3 separate regions of the Homo sapiens genome follow, and regions 2 and 3 are each linked to region 1. Evidence: read pairs that join two places in POLR2A ChIA-PET (ENCODE). Cell type or tissue: IMR-90. All regions are shown on one strand. Each heading gives the region's core, and the rest is flanking DNA. Links, peaks and the distances in the headings are about the cores only.

Region 1 (5,761 bases), core at 512-5,511:
TAGGACTCCTTTGTGGTGAATGGATTTAAAGTTTATTCTTGTTTTTCTTTGCTGCCATTTGGTCTTTGCAATGTTAAGAGTGAAGGCATTCAGGACTTGCTGCTGCCTGCTGTCTGGGGCCTGAGGTTGTGGCTCTCCGCTTCTGCTCTCCTCTCTTCATTTTTGTTGAAATCCGTGGATTTTTTCATAAATGTGGGTGCTGGCTTGTTTCACTATGGACGCGTCGTTTCCTATGGGGTTAGATAGATATTGGTAAACATAAATATTGAAAATGTGATGATCACATATTGATGATCACAGCGAAATCCTCTATTCCTTCAGGCTCTAACAGTTTGTTTTTCACGTATTTGCATAAGTGTGTTTGCTCAGCTAAGCATAATTGGTAAGCCAGAGGTCTGTGATTCAGAGTCTGCAGTTCTGGTTAAGGGGAGACTGTACACTTGGAAAATGCGAAGTTTTTTAAGAAGTTATTCCCTTGCCGGATAGAAGAGTGGGTCCCAAGGAAAAAGGGTGTATTTTAGAGGTATGGTTATTTGAACCAAACTAAACATCATTAAAATACACAGGGAGGTAGAATGTCACCTAGTTCTTTCTGCCCTTGATTTCCATATCCCAGTAGGAGCGAGTATAATTGCCCCAAATGCAAAATTATGAATAATAATCAGCATTGTAAGTATATTAAGGTTGCATTTTTTTCTTGATACTTGTCTGATTTGAGGATAAAAACACCAAGTGGCAAGAGAAGGAGGTAGCTTGAGGCAGGAAGGCACGGGCGAGGAGCGAGGAGGGAAGGCTGGGTTGTCATCATCCGAGCCCGCAAGGTACACCACGTCCCCTAGCGGCGCGACCTCAGCCAGTCGGGTCAGCTCAGATCCTGGTCTCCGTCTCCCCATCCGGAAAATGGAAGGGGTTGGTGATCGTTGCTGTTCCTTCCAGCTTCCCAAATAGCGAGAAACCGGTGGGAGGTTATCTTATTGTGTTAGAGCAGTAGGAAAAGGTAGGAGGGGGAAGTGAGAGGTCCAGAGGGCCAGGAAGATGGAAGAAAACAAGCAACAGAGGATGCTTGGAGGAGAAAAATTCTTGAGCTGGGAGCTCATTTCCTCTTTTTTTTTTTTTTTTCCTTTCCTCAAGGGACTCAATAATACTTCCCCCACCTCAGATCAATCTCTTGTTACCTTTATTATTTAAAGCTTGTGAGTTTGCTTAGCTAATGCACTAGGGTGAGGTCAAGGTGATCCTTGCAGTCTGACTTCTACTAGGCATCACTTGACTCATTTGCATCATTGTCTCTCAAGGGAACAGCTCCTGCCCAGGTCTGTGGGCACTCAGCATGGATTTCAGTCTCCCTGTGAGTGATGGGAAAGAACTAACAGAGGTAAGAATGTAAGTGGCAGCCCTTTCGAAACTTCTATTTTTGTTCAAACCTAATATTTTCCAAAAAGTGATTTGATTTTTTTGTTGTTTCAAATTATACCGTAGGCTGCAAGGTTTTACTGAATCTATTCCATTAGTGACCTACTGGAACGTTCAAAGAATAAAAATCTCACTTGCTCAGTGTTTTTGATACACAGTGACATTCAGTCTGAAGTAAGTGATATTTAGGGCCAAGAATCATTTCAAATGCTTAGTATGGAAAGTTGCAATCTGGGCAGAATACACTGTATCATTTTCACTGGGAAGCTCCAAGTATTCAGCAGATAACAGAACTTTCAGAATTTAGTTTGAGGTCAAGATTTTAATGTCTGTGTTTGATGTGTGGCCTGTCTTCCTTTTCTTTGATGTTTTGGTATCAATATGCCTACACCCTTGAGGAACATTATTTATTGTAAAAGCTGAACTGTGATGTAATAAAAACTTAAACATAAGCTCTTGGTTTAAAGTCCAATAGTCTTCTCTGGCCTTAAGTCAGCATCATACTACTGTTTGGTTTCTTATTTTTACATATCATGTTACCCTCTTATTTAAATATCCCGGGCCAGGTGTGGTGGCTTATGCCTGTAATCTCAACACTTTGGGAGGCTGAGGCAGGACGATCGCTTGAAGCCAGGAGTTTGAGACCAACCTGGGCAACATAGTGAGACTCTGTCTCTATAAAAAAAATAGAAACATTAGCTGGGTATGGTGGCATGTGCGTGTAGTCTCAGCTACTTGGGAGGCGGAGGAGGGAGGATGGCTTCAGCCCAGGATTCAAGGCTGCAGTGAGCTGTGATTGTGCCATTGCACTACAGCCTGGGTGACAGAGAGACTCTGTCTCTTAAAAAAAAAAATCTTAGGGAAAACTATTATGGATGTCTTAGAAAGTTGAGAGAAAAGGAGGTAATTCTATTTCAGCAAACAATTATTGAATTCCTTCCATGTGGTAGATGCAAGGATGGTGAAAAGGAAGCTCCAGAAAGAACTGCAACACAGGGGGGAAAGATGCAGTGAGCCTCACGGTTCATACCGAATATGTATATGCAGTGTTGTGTAACTGGGTGGTAGCTGTAGAGTCCAAGAACTTTGGCATGCCAGGGAATGGAGAATTACGTTTTGATTCAGGGGACGAATTTATAAATGTGGCTTGAAGAATAACATATCTTTTAAAAGATGAATGGTGGGGGAATGAAGACAAAGTGAGAGTGTGGGGTGATGAAGGCTGGAAAGTTACGAAGGGACAAATTGTGGGGGACCTCTGATGTTATTTTAAGGAGTTATGCTACATGGGGATAGGGAGGCAAGGAGGAAGTATTACATAACCTCAAGATGTGGAAAGACACTGAGTAACACATATTGGGGCAGAGTGAGGGGTGCGATGATGGATGGAGGACTGGGCTTTTATTCCATTACAATCCGTGTAACTTATGGCTGCTACGTTTTAAGACACTATTGCCTGTTTACTCAAATTATATAAAGGTTGTAGAATAAACTAATAAGTAGTTTCTTCCTCCCTACTCTCCGCAAATTGATAGTGCTTTATACTTTTGAGAAATTTAATTTAGTAAAAATTAATGATGCTATTGTGTTATAGCTGGACCTTGTGGAGCCTTTTGAACATGTGGGGTTGAAGTCATTCTGCAGGCACAGAGCTGTCCAAGAAAACATTTTTTTTCCCCTCTCTTTTTTGTTTAGGGAAGGGCTTGCTGGTTAATGCTAATTTAAACATGACTCTTCTGGCAGCTGGCATTCTTGACCCTGTTTATGTTATACATGGTATTTAACCACAGTGATTGGGTATTTGCAGCACAGAAGAAAAAGAATTATTATTAGTTTGAAACCGGCATTAATGCCTCTGTAAATGATAGGGCAAGGCAGTAGATGGAAGGAGAGAGGGAAGCCAAGTAGCACACTCGGTACTGCAGTGAGAGATGACATAACCATGAGAATTCTTTAAGTTTAACTTCCAGTAGAAGTAACTTGCTTTCTATATATTTTAAATCCCTAGAGCTAAAGCATTTAACTCATTATCTTCACTCTGTGGGATCCATTTGGGAGAGGTATTCAGGAGCTTTATAGGTTCACACTTGCTCCCCAGTACCTCTGTGTCACAGGAGGATATACACTGGTTTTCAGTTGCATGTCAGAGGTGGAACTGACTTGGATGTCTTTGAATTGCTGTTGAATCTGGAGATGCTAGGGTACCCAGGAGACAGACAGGAAAAAGAAGAGGCTGGGCACGGCGGCTCATGCCTGTAATCCCAGCACTTTGGGAGGCTGAGGCGGGTGGATCACCTGAGGTCAAGAGTTTGAGACCAGCCTGGCTAACATGGTGAAACCCTGTCTCTACTAAAAATACAAAAAATTAGCCAGGTGTGATGCTGGGCGCCTGTAATCCCAGCTACTCAGGAGGCTGAGGCAGAAGAATCACTTGAACCCAGGAGGGAGAGGTTGCAGTGAGCCAAGATTGTGCCATTGCACTCCAGCCTGGGCAGACAGAGTGAGACTCCATCTCAAAAAACTTAAGAAAAAGAAAAAGAAAAAGAAGGTGGCTGAATTTCTTTCAATTACCTTGTGAATTCAATTTAATGAATGATCTTCCCAGCAGTTTGTTTTATCTTCTGCAAGGGAACTTATGTTTGGCATGTTTAATAAATTAAGTTAATTAAGTTGGAGAAGCCCAAGGTTAGTATACTTTATTTTAGGATACATTTTTGGTAGGAGAGGAGGAGGGGTGGCATGGTGGTGGTGATGATTTTATTTAAACTCTTTGGCATTTTTTAGCAGGTTAGTATGATTTCAAAGTAGTGTTGTTGTTGTATTATCAACTTGTGGGGCTGGGCCAAAGAATATTGTCTTAATACTTGCATGTCCCTGTCATCTAATCAGTGCTATAGAAACTTTAACCCTGAAGTCCATGTAAAATTGTAATTATTTTTTTCCAGAAATGAAAGAGAACTATTTTACTACATTCATGGATTTAGGTTATAATTTATTTTATTTTTGTGATACTGTTTTAAAAAAGTGATATAATGACAGGGCAGACCCTTAACTTTAGTCCAGTGCTAAAACAAACGTGCAATAAGCCTGCATGAGGCAGGGCAAGCTGTGTTTGTTGTATTATGAAAATAAAGGAAAATGTTTTCAAAACCAGCATTTTTCTCTAAAAGAAAAAATTTTGACTAATAATACCTGGCCATGGGTGGGATTTCCAGCTGTTGGTTGAAGGAAATTTTGTTCATTATGGCCATTATGTGTGCTATGTCTCTTAGAGTTTAGGATTTGCTATGCTGAGATTGCTACTGTGAACCATTCCTGTTATAGCAAGTTTCCCTATATTCATTAACTTATGTGTCTAAACAATGCTCTAGATTAGACTTTATATCGATCTGTTCTACTAAATTTTCTTCCCCTATGCCTAGGTGGTTCTCTTTGACCAACCCTTAACTGCCCTGATTCTGAAATTCTGCTCTAATTGAAGGATATTCCTGGGTCTTTGGAGGGAGAAATGGTTCAGGGGCAGAGGAAACTTTTTTTCCCCCCATCTCAGGAGCACTTAACTGACTGCCTGCTATATACCAGGCTTTGTGCTAGTTTTACTAGGGGTGAGTGTGAATAAGGCAGGATTCCCACCCTCCAGGAGGAGCTTACACACGATTAACAGATAATTACAATTCAGTGTAACAAGTGTTATGAGAGAGAAGACTTTGCGGGAGCACCAAGCGGGGGCACTTGACCCTCAGCGGTGAGGTGGTGGAGGTCAGGGAATGCTCCTGGAAGGTTAGGATCTGGAAGGATCCTGGGAGATAAACCAAGCCTAGAAGAGGTAAAAAAGGGATCAAGAGGCTTTCTATCTCCAGTTTCGCTACTCCTGGGTAGGTCAAAGTGCCTCTCTTTTTACATCTGGAAAATAAGAATAAGAACTGATATCTGGTTGGTAATTCTAGTTTTCATTTACTATGTGTTCCTTAATCCTTTATATTACTCTTTCTTCCATATTCAGTAGGCATTTGTACCCACCCTGTACTGGGAAGATAGCACTGCAGGAAACAAGATGTGGACAGACCCCTTCTCTCATGGAGCTTGCCCTCTATCATATGACATTAGTAAGAGAAGTTCTTTTAGAATGCCTTCAAACTCAGGCATATGTATCTTGTTATTCTTCCATTTTAGGAACATTTTCTCCAAGGTAGTCTCAATACTTTGAGGTGAGTTGGCCTTTCCCTTTTAAGGAAGGAGACCACAGAGCCCGGTAATCTCCTTTTCATTTTATATGCTTGAAATATTTTGCTAGGATTTATCTGTTTTAAAGTCTAGAGATAGACATAGCTGTGTTTTATCTGTAGCC
Region 2 (5,761 bases), core at 391-5,390, 230 kb after region 1:
ATTCGCCCAAAAAGTTTATTCCTAGAAGACAAGGATATCGCTACATTAGGAAATAAATTCATACAATTGAACATATTAACAAATCCATTAGGGAAAAAAGCCACAATCATCTGAATGGACGGAAAAGTCAACATTCTTTTCTGATTGATAAAACCTACAATAAAAGACAAATAGAAGTCTATATTTTTAACATGATAAAAGTAGTTGAAACATATATCACAAAATTTAACTCCTTAATATATAAAGTGCTCTTACAAAGCAACAAGAAAAAGATATACCCAGTAGAAAAATAATAGTAGGAGGCAAATCACCAATCAAGTATCCTCAAAACATTAAACAATGTTCAATTTTATTAGTATTTAAAGAAGTGTAAATATAAGCTATGAAATAACTTTAAGCTATTAGCTATTATATTGGCAATGATTAAAATGCTATACTCAGTATTGGTGAGACTGAAATAAATGGGCTGTCTTATCTGACTAGGAGAGGTACATGTTAATAAAATAATTCAGGAAGGTAATTTTTTAATATATTTAAAAAGTATTAAAAGTGCATTTATCCTTTAATCTAGAAATTTCACTTCTAGGAGTTATAGCTAAAGAAATCACTTAAGATAAATGCTTACAAAATTTAGCAACAGGATGATCCAAACATTACATTTTATAATGGAAAAATAGAAATAAACCAAATGTCTAACAGTAGAATAGTTATGTCAATTACGATAAATCTGTATAATACTATTCAACCATCAAAATTAATGTTGCACATGAATACTTGTTCATGTAGAAGATGTTTAAGATATATTAAGTGATAAAAGCAAGGCTTGAAGTAATGTAGCAGTATGATCTTATTTTTGTTTAAATTATCTATCTATCTCTCTCTATGTATCATCTATCTATCTATTTACCTACCAACCTACTTACCTACCTGTCTATCTGAAAAAGCCTGGAAGAATATTATGATGTTAATGTTAATTACCTCTGGTTGGTGTTTTTTCATTTTTATTATTGTCTATTATGATTATACATATTATTGTATATTATTGCATATTATTTTTCTTTTCAAACATAATATATTACTTTTATAAGAAAATAAGTAAATGTTATTTTAAGGTAAAGTAAGTAGATGTGATCTCTTGTGTAAAGTATGAAAAAGGCTTAATAGGCTTTTTACAAGATAAATCCCATAATTCGATTAGAAAATGAACACAGCAGAAAAATGGGCTGTAGACAATTGCCAAAATAAAAACTGTTAATGACCTAGGAACAAGAAACATTCAACCTGACTAGTAATTTAAAAAATAAAATTAAAAAGAGGTTCTCTTTTTCTATAACCAAAGAGACAAAAGATTTCTAAAAAACAGAAAATTATCTATGAAAGCAAATGTTTAGGGCTATGAGATCTCTTGTACAATGTAGAAGTGGCAGTAATATTTCTGCAGAATATGAAACCACATAACAGAAGTGTTAATATTGTACATGCCATTTGGTCCAGACATTTCCTTTCTCTGAATTTTCATAAAAAGAAATGTGGACATGAACAAATAAGGATGTTAATTACAGCATTTTTTATAATGATAAAAATTGGAAAAAACCTAAATGTTCAAAAATACAAGATTGATTAGCTAAATTACAGTATATGAATAAAATAGAATATTATTCCAAAATTGGGTTTTTAGAAGAATATTTAATGACGTGGAACAGGTTCGTAATATACTGTAAAATGAAAAGAAAGTGTTCTTTTTCTGCTCTACCACGATAGCAGAGAATATGTTTTTGGGTGTCATGTGAAAAATACTCTGGTATCTTACCATGTTTGGTATTTGATCACTAAAAATGACTGCTGGTGCCTTACTGATATCTGTCCTGGCACTTGGTAACAGTGACACTGTGAGTGTCTCTCTTTTGTCTACCTTTTTGAATGTATATGATGATTCTACCATGAAAAAAAATCTTATTTAAAAAAGTAAACAATATTGGTGAATAATGCATCTATACTCCTGTGATTCAGAACATTAGATCGAGCACTTAGGGAATAAGTCAGTGATCTTAACTTGAAAATGTAATTAGAACTCATGAAAAAATAAACATGTCACCTATTAGATGTTATGATTAACTTAAATTGATAATGCTGAAATATACTTTTTTTGCTATTCATTAAAAAGACTTAGGAAGTTAATAGAATAAAATATAGATATAGAGTGTGCTTGAAACGACATGCAAATTACAAATCACTTCCACAGAGTTACTGAGGTTCAGTTATTGCTTCTATCATGTACAGAGGCTCTACAGTATAGTGGTTGAGAATTCGGCCTCTTTTGGTCAAAAAGTAGGCTCTGTTGCTGTGTGCACTCGGGCCAGTTGCACAATCTCTCTGTGACTGTTGGAGGCTGAGCTTGCAGTGAGCCAAGATCGTGCCACTGCACTCCAGCCTGGGCGACAGAGCGAGACTCCGTCTCAAAAACAAAACAAAACAAAGCAAAACTAAAATGTATATAATGATAGTACCAACATTACAGGGATGTTGTGAGGTTTAAGTTCATATATTTAAAGGCCTCAGAATACACATGGTAAGATTTCAATAAATGCTAGCTGATATTATAATTTTTATGATTACTGTTACTCTATTTTCTGTCAGCCTGACTTCTATGTCTGTCTTTTACAACAAAACTTTATCAGCGGAGAAAGCCCGAAGCTGTCTTTGAATTTTGCAGAGCATACATGAACCATCTAAAATAAGCCATGGATATCTATGCTCAAGTTCTAGACTTGCTGGTGGCCCTCTCCAACTTTTCTGCTTTGTTGGCATCTTGACTTTCTGCTTTAGACACACGCTGCAACTTTATTCTTTATTCAGTCATTTGGATTACAGTATCAATTTTGGACTTAGACTCATGATTTTTATCTGAAGCACTTCTTTAGGTCTCAGTCCTAAATGCTGACCTCGCTATTTATGAACCAGAACTGTGACTAAGGACCGCCTTACTGTCGTTGTATCCTACAGAATCTGTTCAGGTCTGAAATGAGAGGAAGGCCAGCTAATAGACAGGGTGGGCAACGGTAGAGGTTGAGTCATTGGCTCTTGGGTTGAAGGGAAGAGGATGTCAGCAGGAGGATTTTAGGAAGTAAAACTAATAGAAAACTGATGATGAAAGAGAGGGCAAAGTCTAGGAAAATTTCTACATTTTTGTCTTGGTTGCCTGGAGACACTATGAATAAGAAATGGCAGGTTTCCCACCAAAGATGTCAAGCTGTTACATGAGGCAGATTTGGGGATTTCAGGCAGAGTTTTCCAGCAGACAGCGAAAATCTACTTTCAAGAATTCACACCATTCCTCCAATGCCCTAACTACCAATTAGTCTGAATTAAGATAAGCTGGTATAGAGTAGACTGTTATTTTCTCTTCCCTGTTCGTTTTCAGGAGAATTTGGGTTCCTGCTATATCAGAAATAAACTCAGATCATGTATGGACTTAGATAAAGATGTATTGTGTGAGGATCCACTGAGAAAAAATCTGAACCCCCAGGAATCTGAGTTCCAGAGCTGCTGCTTTTTTTTTTAAATCATGAAATACAACAAAATCAGTTAATATGTCATGCACAAAGTTGTTAAGCAGAACGATATTAATTCTACAGCCAACTGAATTTGTTTCTAAAAGGAATAAAATGTCAGAATGCACAGAAATATCAGTTTTGAAATAACTCAGAGCCACAAGTGTATCTTGTGAAATCTCATATTATAAATTATGGTTTAAGAGATTTAAATAGACTCTAGTAATAATATTAATAGGTGAGAATGTTGAAATGTGTGGCTTCAAAGGCAAATGCAGGAAAAATAGTAATACTTTGCAAAAGGCATATACATATCAATCTACAATGGTATTTAAAATGTTATTATTTCTGCCAGAGTGTTTATTACATGAATGAAATAAAAGAAAAAAATAGCTTAATAACTAAAAAAGGACAGAAGTCCTGGAAAGAAGAAGAAATAAAGATTAAAGCAATGGAAAAGATACCAATACAATTTTTAAAGGAAAAGGTAAATCAGTAAGATACAAAAACTTGTTTCAAGAAAACTGGAGGAATAAAATAAGCAGACTTAATTCATGACAAATGCACAGAAAGGAAAAAAGGAGGGGCACAGGACAGAAAAGGGAACTCAGAGTTACAGGCTTGCTGATTTGCTGTTTCATTCCTTAGAAACCCTCTATCAATAAAATGTAACCACAACTCTGCAGAATACAAACAAATATAAAATTATGCATTAAATGCAAGAAAGATTTAATAAAACACTAAGACTCGTCTTTGGGGGGAGACAGAATGAGTGGCTTTTCCTTCTTTTTAGTTTTCTGTACTTCACCTAAGTGTCTTACATGACGATTAAGCTACTTTCACAATGGACAGGAATTAACTCAATTAAAAAATGAAGCTCTGAATCCCATTTCATATTAAAATTTAATACAGCAGAGCTTTACTCTGTGACCAGCTACTTTGGAAACTGAACAGGATGACATTCTTCCCTGTGCAGTGTGTATTACAAACCTTCATGAAGAAGAATAGTTGTCTCCATTATCTGACACATTTCCTAGCCTGTGTTTCCAATCACTGGCTTTCAATGGGTCCGTCTACCACATGGGTTTTGCACTGTCTTTGCTCTCCCTGGGAAGCAAACAACACACTACTCATGTTTACTCTTACTCTTTCCTATGTGGGTCTTGTTGGGCCTCTGGTGTAGGATTCCCCTGGCTCACAGAGTCTGAGAGGAAACTGCAGCATTTTATTTGAACGTCTTCAACCTTAGACACTCACAGTTCCCTCTGCCCTCTCACACATGCGTTCCAGAATTCGGTGAATACTGGTGAAACTGGGTCTGTCTGCAGGCAGCTTGCTCCAACATAGACGCATGAGATTGTACAGCTCCACGGGGCAGTTCTCAGGGCAGGAGAGGATGTTGCCATCTCGCACGTAGTAAATGACCTCCTCATGGGCCATCCCATAGTAGGGCTGCAGGCCATAGGAGAAGATCTCCCAGAGGACCACGCCATAGGCCCACACATCAGACTCTGTAGTGTAGCGGTTATAAAAAATGGACTCTGGTGGCATCCAACGGATAGGGATAGCGTCGTTTTCATTAGCTTTGTAGTAGTCTGCTGAGTAGATGTTCCTGGAGAGGCCAAAGTCGGCAATTTTCACCACCATGTTCTCGCCCACCAGGCAGTTCCTGGTGGCTAAATCTCGGTGAACAAACTTACGTTCTGAGAGGTAAGCCATGCCAGCTGCCACCTGCCTGGCAATGCAAAGCTGCTCAGCACAGGAGAGGGGTGGGGGCCCAGGGCTGGAGACCTGAGCCCTCATAGACAAGTCACTGTGACTGAGGCTGCACACGGTGTGAGGGGACATGCTGCGGAGGAACTCATTGAGGTCACCATAGGCCATGTATTCAAAGAGCAGGCACATTGGCTTCCCGACAGCACACACTCCTGGAACCAAAAGACCATCCCTGTTAGTCTCAGTTTCTACAATGAAACAATGGAAAGAGCACTCCAAAAGCAAACGACCATGTCAGAACATATGAAGCCCTGTTTTTTGTTGTTGTTGTCGTATGTTTGTTTTTTAATATTTGTATCCTTTTAATCACAACACAAAAGGAGTCTCAGCTAGGAAATGCACTCTGGGTAGTGGGGTTTCTGTCCCTTGGCTAAAGTTTTTGAGGACTTCCAGCAGAGCGCTGTTGTCCTGGGCACTTGTCATAAGTACATCGT
Region 3 (5,761 bases), core at 555-5,554, 49 kb after region 1:
TCCTAGTAGTTATGAAGTGTGAATTTGGCTTTTGTTTCCCTAATGGCTAAAGGATATCCAGTGTCTTTTCATATTCTTGTTAGCCATTTGTCTGTTTTCTTAGAAAAATATCTATTCAGATATTTAATCATTTTAAAATTAGCTTGTCTCTTCATTATTGAATTGCAGGAGTTCTTTATTCTGGATACAAGTCCCTTATGATTTGCAAATATTTTTCTTTCTATGAGTTGTTTTCAATTATATTTTTCAGATACTTATATAATAAAATGGTTTTTATATTTATCCATGTTATTACTATTAATATTTTTGGTATCCTTCATTTCTTTATGAGGATCCATATTTTCATGTGGTATAATTTTCTTTCTGTCTGATGAACTTCTTTTTAACATTTCTTATGGTCCAACGTCTGCTTATGATGAATTCTTTCACCTTTTGTATGTTTGAAAATGTTTTTATTTTACTTTCACCTCTGAACATTTTTTAATGTGTATAAAGTTCTAGATTGATAGTTCCCCCACTTCCCATTATTTTAAAGATGTTGATCACCTGTCTTTTTGCTTGGATTGTTTCTGATGAGAAATCTGCTGTCATTCTTATCCTTGTTCCTCTCTAGGTGTCTTTTTTTTTCTTTAATCCAGTAACTTTAAAGATTTTATTGTTATGGTTTTGTAAATTTGATTGTGCATTTTTCTTTGTTTCCTGTGCTCATGCTTCATTGAGCTTGTTGAGTCTGTGGGTTTATAGTGTTTATTTTTAGCCTTGTTTTTTCACTCTCCCTTTTTGCTTTGGGGACTCCAGTTACGTGTACAGTTGACCCACGAACAATGCAGATCCATTTATATGCATATTTTTTTCCAACCAAATGCAGATCAGAAATATAGTATTCATGGTATGCGAACCCCACAGGTATGGAGGGCCAACTTTATATATATATATATATATACATGTAGGTTCCACAGGGCTGTCTGTGGTGTAACTGCCCAATGGGTTCTCCTTACCTACTCCCCAGGTGGAACTGATTTATCAAGACAGGAGACTTGCAATAGCGAAAGAGTTTAATTCATGTAGAGCCAGCTGAATGGGTGACTGGAGTTTTATTACTCAAATCAGTCTCCCCCCAAATTTGGAGACTGAAGTTTTTAAAGAATAATTTCGTGAGTAGGGGGCCAGGGAGTAGGGAGTGTTATTGGTGGCACTGGAGATGAAATTATTGGGAGTTGAAATATTATATAAACATATATATTATATAAACATATGTATTATACAATTGAATATAATACCTATTATATATGCAATATATTATATAGAATAAACATAATAATTGAATAGATATATAATAGTTGAATTGCATGTAAATGTAGTTTTAATAACAAGGTTGCCAAGTACTGTATTACTGGATGCTTACATTGTTCCTAAAATTATCCTATCATACATGATATTGCATTAAGCATCCTTGTAGCAAATTCTTTGTCCTTTATATTTTTCCCATAGTATAAATTCCTAGTGGTGGAGTTACATGCCTTCTGATTCAGCACACTTTTTAGGATCTTGATGGAAACCATGCATATACACACATTTCCCTAATATTAGCATTCCAGAAAGGTTACAACAGTTTCACCTATACCAGAAATACATTTGAGCGCCTATTTTCCTACTTTGTATACAAACACATCAGAAAACCATCTTTCAAGGATAACTTTCTTATGTTGAGGCAGTTTTAAATCACAATCATTCAAGCACTCAGTATTGATTTTGATTCATTCTCCCAAAGGTGCTTGAATTTTAAGCTACTTGAAACCTTAAATAATGGAAGATGTCTCTGTTAAGAGAACTCTCTGCTGTTGAACACTGTTATTCAGGGCTGAATCACTTTACTTACCACAGCCACAGACTTCTATATTCTGACTAGCTATTTCGACACTTTGTTTCCACCCCCATTGGTCTCTTTTCTTCCCTAATTTTCTTCCCTTCACTTCATATATTCACATTCCTTCTATTTTAGGCCATTTGGGAATTACTTTTTTTTTTTAGAATAGTTAACTTTTTAAATTTTTGTTTTATTTTTAATTTTTGTGGAGACAGAGTTTCACTATATTGCCCTGGCTGGTCTCAAACTCCTGGGCTCAAGCAATCCTCCGGCCTTGGCCTCTCAAAGTGCTGGAATTACAGGCATGAGCCACCATACTTGGCTGAAAATTACTTCTCATGTTAGAAACATGCACTTACTCTTAGAATGAAATATTTTTCAAGACTCATCTGTGGTTGGAAGAGTCTAGCCTGCCCGAAGCTTGGTTATAGAGGTTGTAATTGTCCTTGTTCTGAAAACTACGGACTGAAAACACCCCAGCTTGGCACAGTGGCGCCCTCAGTAGAAATGTATCCACCCTATAGGGTGCTTCTCCTGTAAGTGGAAATCCTAATTCAAATTTATATCTGCATTGCTCTAGGTCCCTATGCAAATGGCTGAGGGTCATGGCATGCACACACAAAGAAGATCAAGAGTTTAGATGACTCTGGAAAGAAACAGGGCAGAATGAAGTCTGTCTCTTACCCAGAGTAGAGTTCTACTTTTCAAGAGGATTTTTTTCAGTCTTCTTTGTGGAATCCTCCTCATTTCCCCTTAAAATGTAGATCTCATTCCTTCTCTTCTTGCTCTCTGTCTTCATGAGTGATCACACTCCCTTGAGCTCAATTTTCTCCAACTCAGAAATCTGTAGTTCCAGGCCTTTCCTGATTTACTACTTCTAAGTAGAGATTTTCTCCCATTTTCTAAGCATTGTAACACAAACTAGCTTGACCTTGAGGCTAAACAGTTTGGCCAATATATCCTTTGCCTTCATAGTGACACTTATTCTAAGATAGTAATCTCCATAATTTGAATTTTACAATTCTTGGTTATTTTGGTAAGTGTCAGGATAGCATTCCTCTCCATCAGGACCACTTCTAAAGTGAAAACTATACAGCTGGGAATACAGTCTTTGAAATTAAGACAGTGTTTACTTATATAAGTTTTGGCCAGTTTCTCCAGCTTCTAGAATACCTGACCTGGCCCATCATGACCTGATAAAATACATGTAAAAAGGCGCAATTGTGTTAATTGTGTTTCTCTCTCTGCAGTCAGTGTGCGCAGGATGGGCTAGTTGTATTTCTTCCTTGGAATGCGTTAGCTCTGTGCCCTGTAGAAAAAATGATAGACTTTTAGACCAATTTGAAAATAAAAGATCTAATTGAAAAGCTGGAGAAGCAAATGAAAAGACTGATCTTATTTGTGGAAAAGGATTTATGAACATGAAATATATTGTATCCTGTGAGTACACTGAAGCAAGATCTTAGGGCTGACACTTTGAGGAAGAGAGGAAAGTAGCCACAGAGAGAGGAAAGCAGCCTGTAGCCACAGGTGGCGATGGTATTTTAAAACAAAACATAAGGTAGTCATTTGGTTTCTCAAATGCATTTCTGATTTCTTTGTTCTGAATCTGCATGTGAAGCAAATGAACCCATAGCCTCCTTCATCCCAGCTGAACCATTTGCTTCACTGTCAGTGAAGGGGGTAGAGTCAGTGGTAGGGATAAGTAACCCAGATAAAAAGTTTAGCATGGCCATGTCTCTGTCATCCTGTTTTCCCCTTTCCTTTTTCTTTTTGATTCTTTAAAACGGAAATTCTGATTTTATCAACTTTAGAAATGAAACAGTATTGATTGGCTCCTTTCTCAAAAGGTGAAGAATGTTCTCCTTTTTCTTGTGATTTTCTGGAGTTTTCATCTTAGCTTATTAGTTACACGTATTTCAACTGTATAGCTTTTTTTTTTTCCTATTAGTTAAAACTGCATTCTTTTTTTTTTGTCACCGTTACTATCACAGGTATTCTGTGCTTATCTGGATTGACAAGCTGCTCTTGCCAAAGGTTTCCTGAGCACATTATTTTGATTTGTCATATGAGTAGTTGTATTATGTGTTTGAACAAATTTTTCAGGGAGAAATATATCTTAATTATACCATATGATCCAGCAATCTCACTGCTAAGTATATACCCAAAAGAAAGAAAATCAGCATATTGAAGAGGTATCTTCACTCTCATGTTTATTGCAGCACTGTTCACAATAGCCAAGATTTGGAAGCAGCCTAAGTGTCCATTAACAGAAAAATGGATAAAGAAAATGTGGTACTTATACACAATGGAGTATTATTCAGCCAGAAAAGGAATAAGATCTTGTCATTTGCAACAACATGGATGGAACTGGAGGTCACTGTGTTAAGTGAAGTAAGCTAGTCACAGATAAACTTTGCATGTTCTTATTTGTAGGAACTAAAAAAATTAATTGAACATATGGAGACAGAGAATAGAAGGATAGTTACGAGGGGCTAGGAAGGTGGGTTGGTTAATGGGTACAGAAATATAGTTAAATAGAATGAATAAGATCTAGTATTTGGTAGCATAACAGGGTAAATTTATTGTACATTTTATAATAGTTAAAAGAGTATAGTTGGATTATTGGATTGTTTGTAACACAAAGAAAGGATAAGTGCTTGAGGTGATGCGTACCCATTTACCATGATGTGACTATTACATATTGCATGCCTGCATCAGAATATCCCATATACCCCACAAATATATACACCTACTATGTACCCACAAAAATTAAAAATAAAAATATTAAAAGTGGCTTGTTTTTGTTATTGCAGGTAAACAAAGGCTTGATTGGCTGTAGAATTTTTGAGTCGTTCCATATTTCTGACAAAATCTTGAAATTTATTCCTTCATCTTATTTGTTGGGGTGAGGTTAATGGCTGTGTCCAGCCCATTTTTTTCCCATTATGATTTGATTTATTTTCCCCATTTGATTTTTTTAATGGGATTTCTTTTAATTTTTAAAGCTTATTAACTTAAACCTGTTTTGCACTTATCATTTACTTCATAGTTTTCCTGGAATTTGTCACACTTTTTTAAATTATGGTAAAATACACATAACATAAAATTTACCCTCTTAACCATTTAAATGTACAGTTCAGTAGTGTTAAGTATATTCAGACTGTTGTGCAACCAATCTCCAGAACTCTTTTCGTCTTGTAAAACTGAAACCCCGTACCCATTACACAGCAATTTCTCATTCATCCCTCTCCCCCAGTCCCTGGCAAGTACTACTGTACTTTGTCTCTATTAATTTGACTATTAGCTACCTTATATATGTGGAGTATTTGTCCTTTTTTGACTGGCTTATTTCACTTAGCATAATGTCTTCAGGGTTCATCCATGTCATAGCATATGCCAGAATATCCTTTTGAAGGCTGGATGATAAGCCATTGTATGTATATACCAATTTAGTTTATGTCTGTTCATCTGTTGTTGAAAACTTGGGTTGCTTCTACCTCTTGGCTCTTGTAGATAGTGCTGCTACAAACATGGGTATACAAATATCTCTTTGAAAGATCATTAACAGTTATTTTGGATATATACCCAGAGGTGGGATTGCTAAATCATATGGTAATCCTATTTTAATTTTTTTGAGGAACCTCTATACTGTTTTCCATAGTGATTGTACCATTTTTGGTCCCACCAGCAGTGCTGGGTTCCAGTTTGTTCACATCCTTGCTAATACTTCTTTTCTTTTTTTGATAATGGCTATCTTAATGGGTGTCAGATGTTATCTTACTATTTTGATTTGCATTTGCATTTTACTGATGATTAGTGATGTTGAGCATCTCTTCATGTTTGGCCGTGTGTGTGTGTGTGTGTGTGTGTGTGTGTGTGTGTATGTGTATA

What was found. ChIA-PET counts read pairs that join two places held together with the same protein. Peaks named below come from ENCODE experiments on the same cell type or tissue, not always from the same donor. Only the 100,000 strongest peaks of a DNase experiment are listed, where the experiment ranks them.
Region 2: POLR2A ChIA-PET joins it to region 1 with 11 read pairs; 1 of 35 experiments calls an interaction of 5 or more read pairs at or near these places.
Region 3: POLR2A ChIA-PET joins it to region 1 with 5 read pairs; 3 of 35 experiments call an interaction of 5 or more read pairs at or near these places.

Annotation. Positions count from the first base shown.
Region 1 is chr9:111,031,736-111,037,496 of GRCh38, reverse strand. It overlaps LPAR1 (lysophosphatidic acid receptor 1), which reads left to right. Exons shown (of 6, transcript NM_001351411.2): 2 at 1,296-1,375. It overlaps LOC124902248 (a long non-coding RNA gene), which reads right to left and starts at 569. Exons shown (of 2, transcript XR_007061732.1): 1 at 1-569. In IMR-90, for the core only: a CTCF peak has its summit at 846; DNase peaks (open chromatin) are centred at 836 and 3,166; H3K4me3 peaks cover 1,732 bases; H3K27ac peaks cover 3,160 bases.
Region 2 is chr9:110,800,024-110,805,784 of GRCh38, reverse strand. MUSK (muscle associated receptor tyrosine kinase) reads right to left here. Exons shown (of 15, transcript NM_005592.4): 15 at 1-5,479. The coding sequence ends at 4,797. Among named protein-coding and RNA genes, the nearest start is that of MUSK, 130 kb to the right of the region's middle. In IMR-90, for the core only: no CTCF peak of the experiment used is centred there; a DNase peak (open chromatin) is centred at 3,224; H3K27ac peaks cover 2,629 bases.
Region 3 is chr9:110,982,853-110,988,613 of GRCh38, reverse strand. The region is part of intron 2 of LPAR1 (lysophosphatidic acid receptor 1); the gene reads left to right. Among named protein-coding and RNA genes, the nearest start is that of LPAR1, 53 kb to the left of the region's middle. In IMR-90, for the core only: no CTCF peak of the experiment used is centred there; no DNase peak of the experiment used is centred there.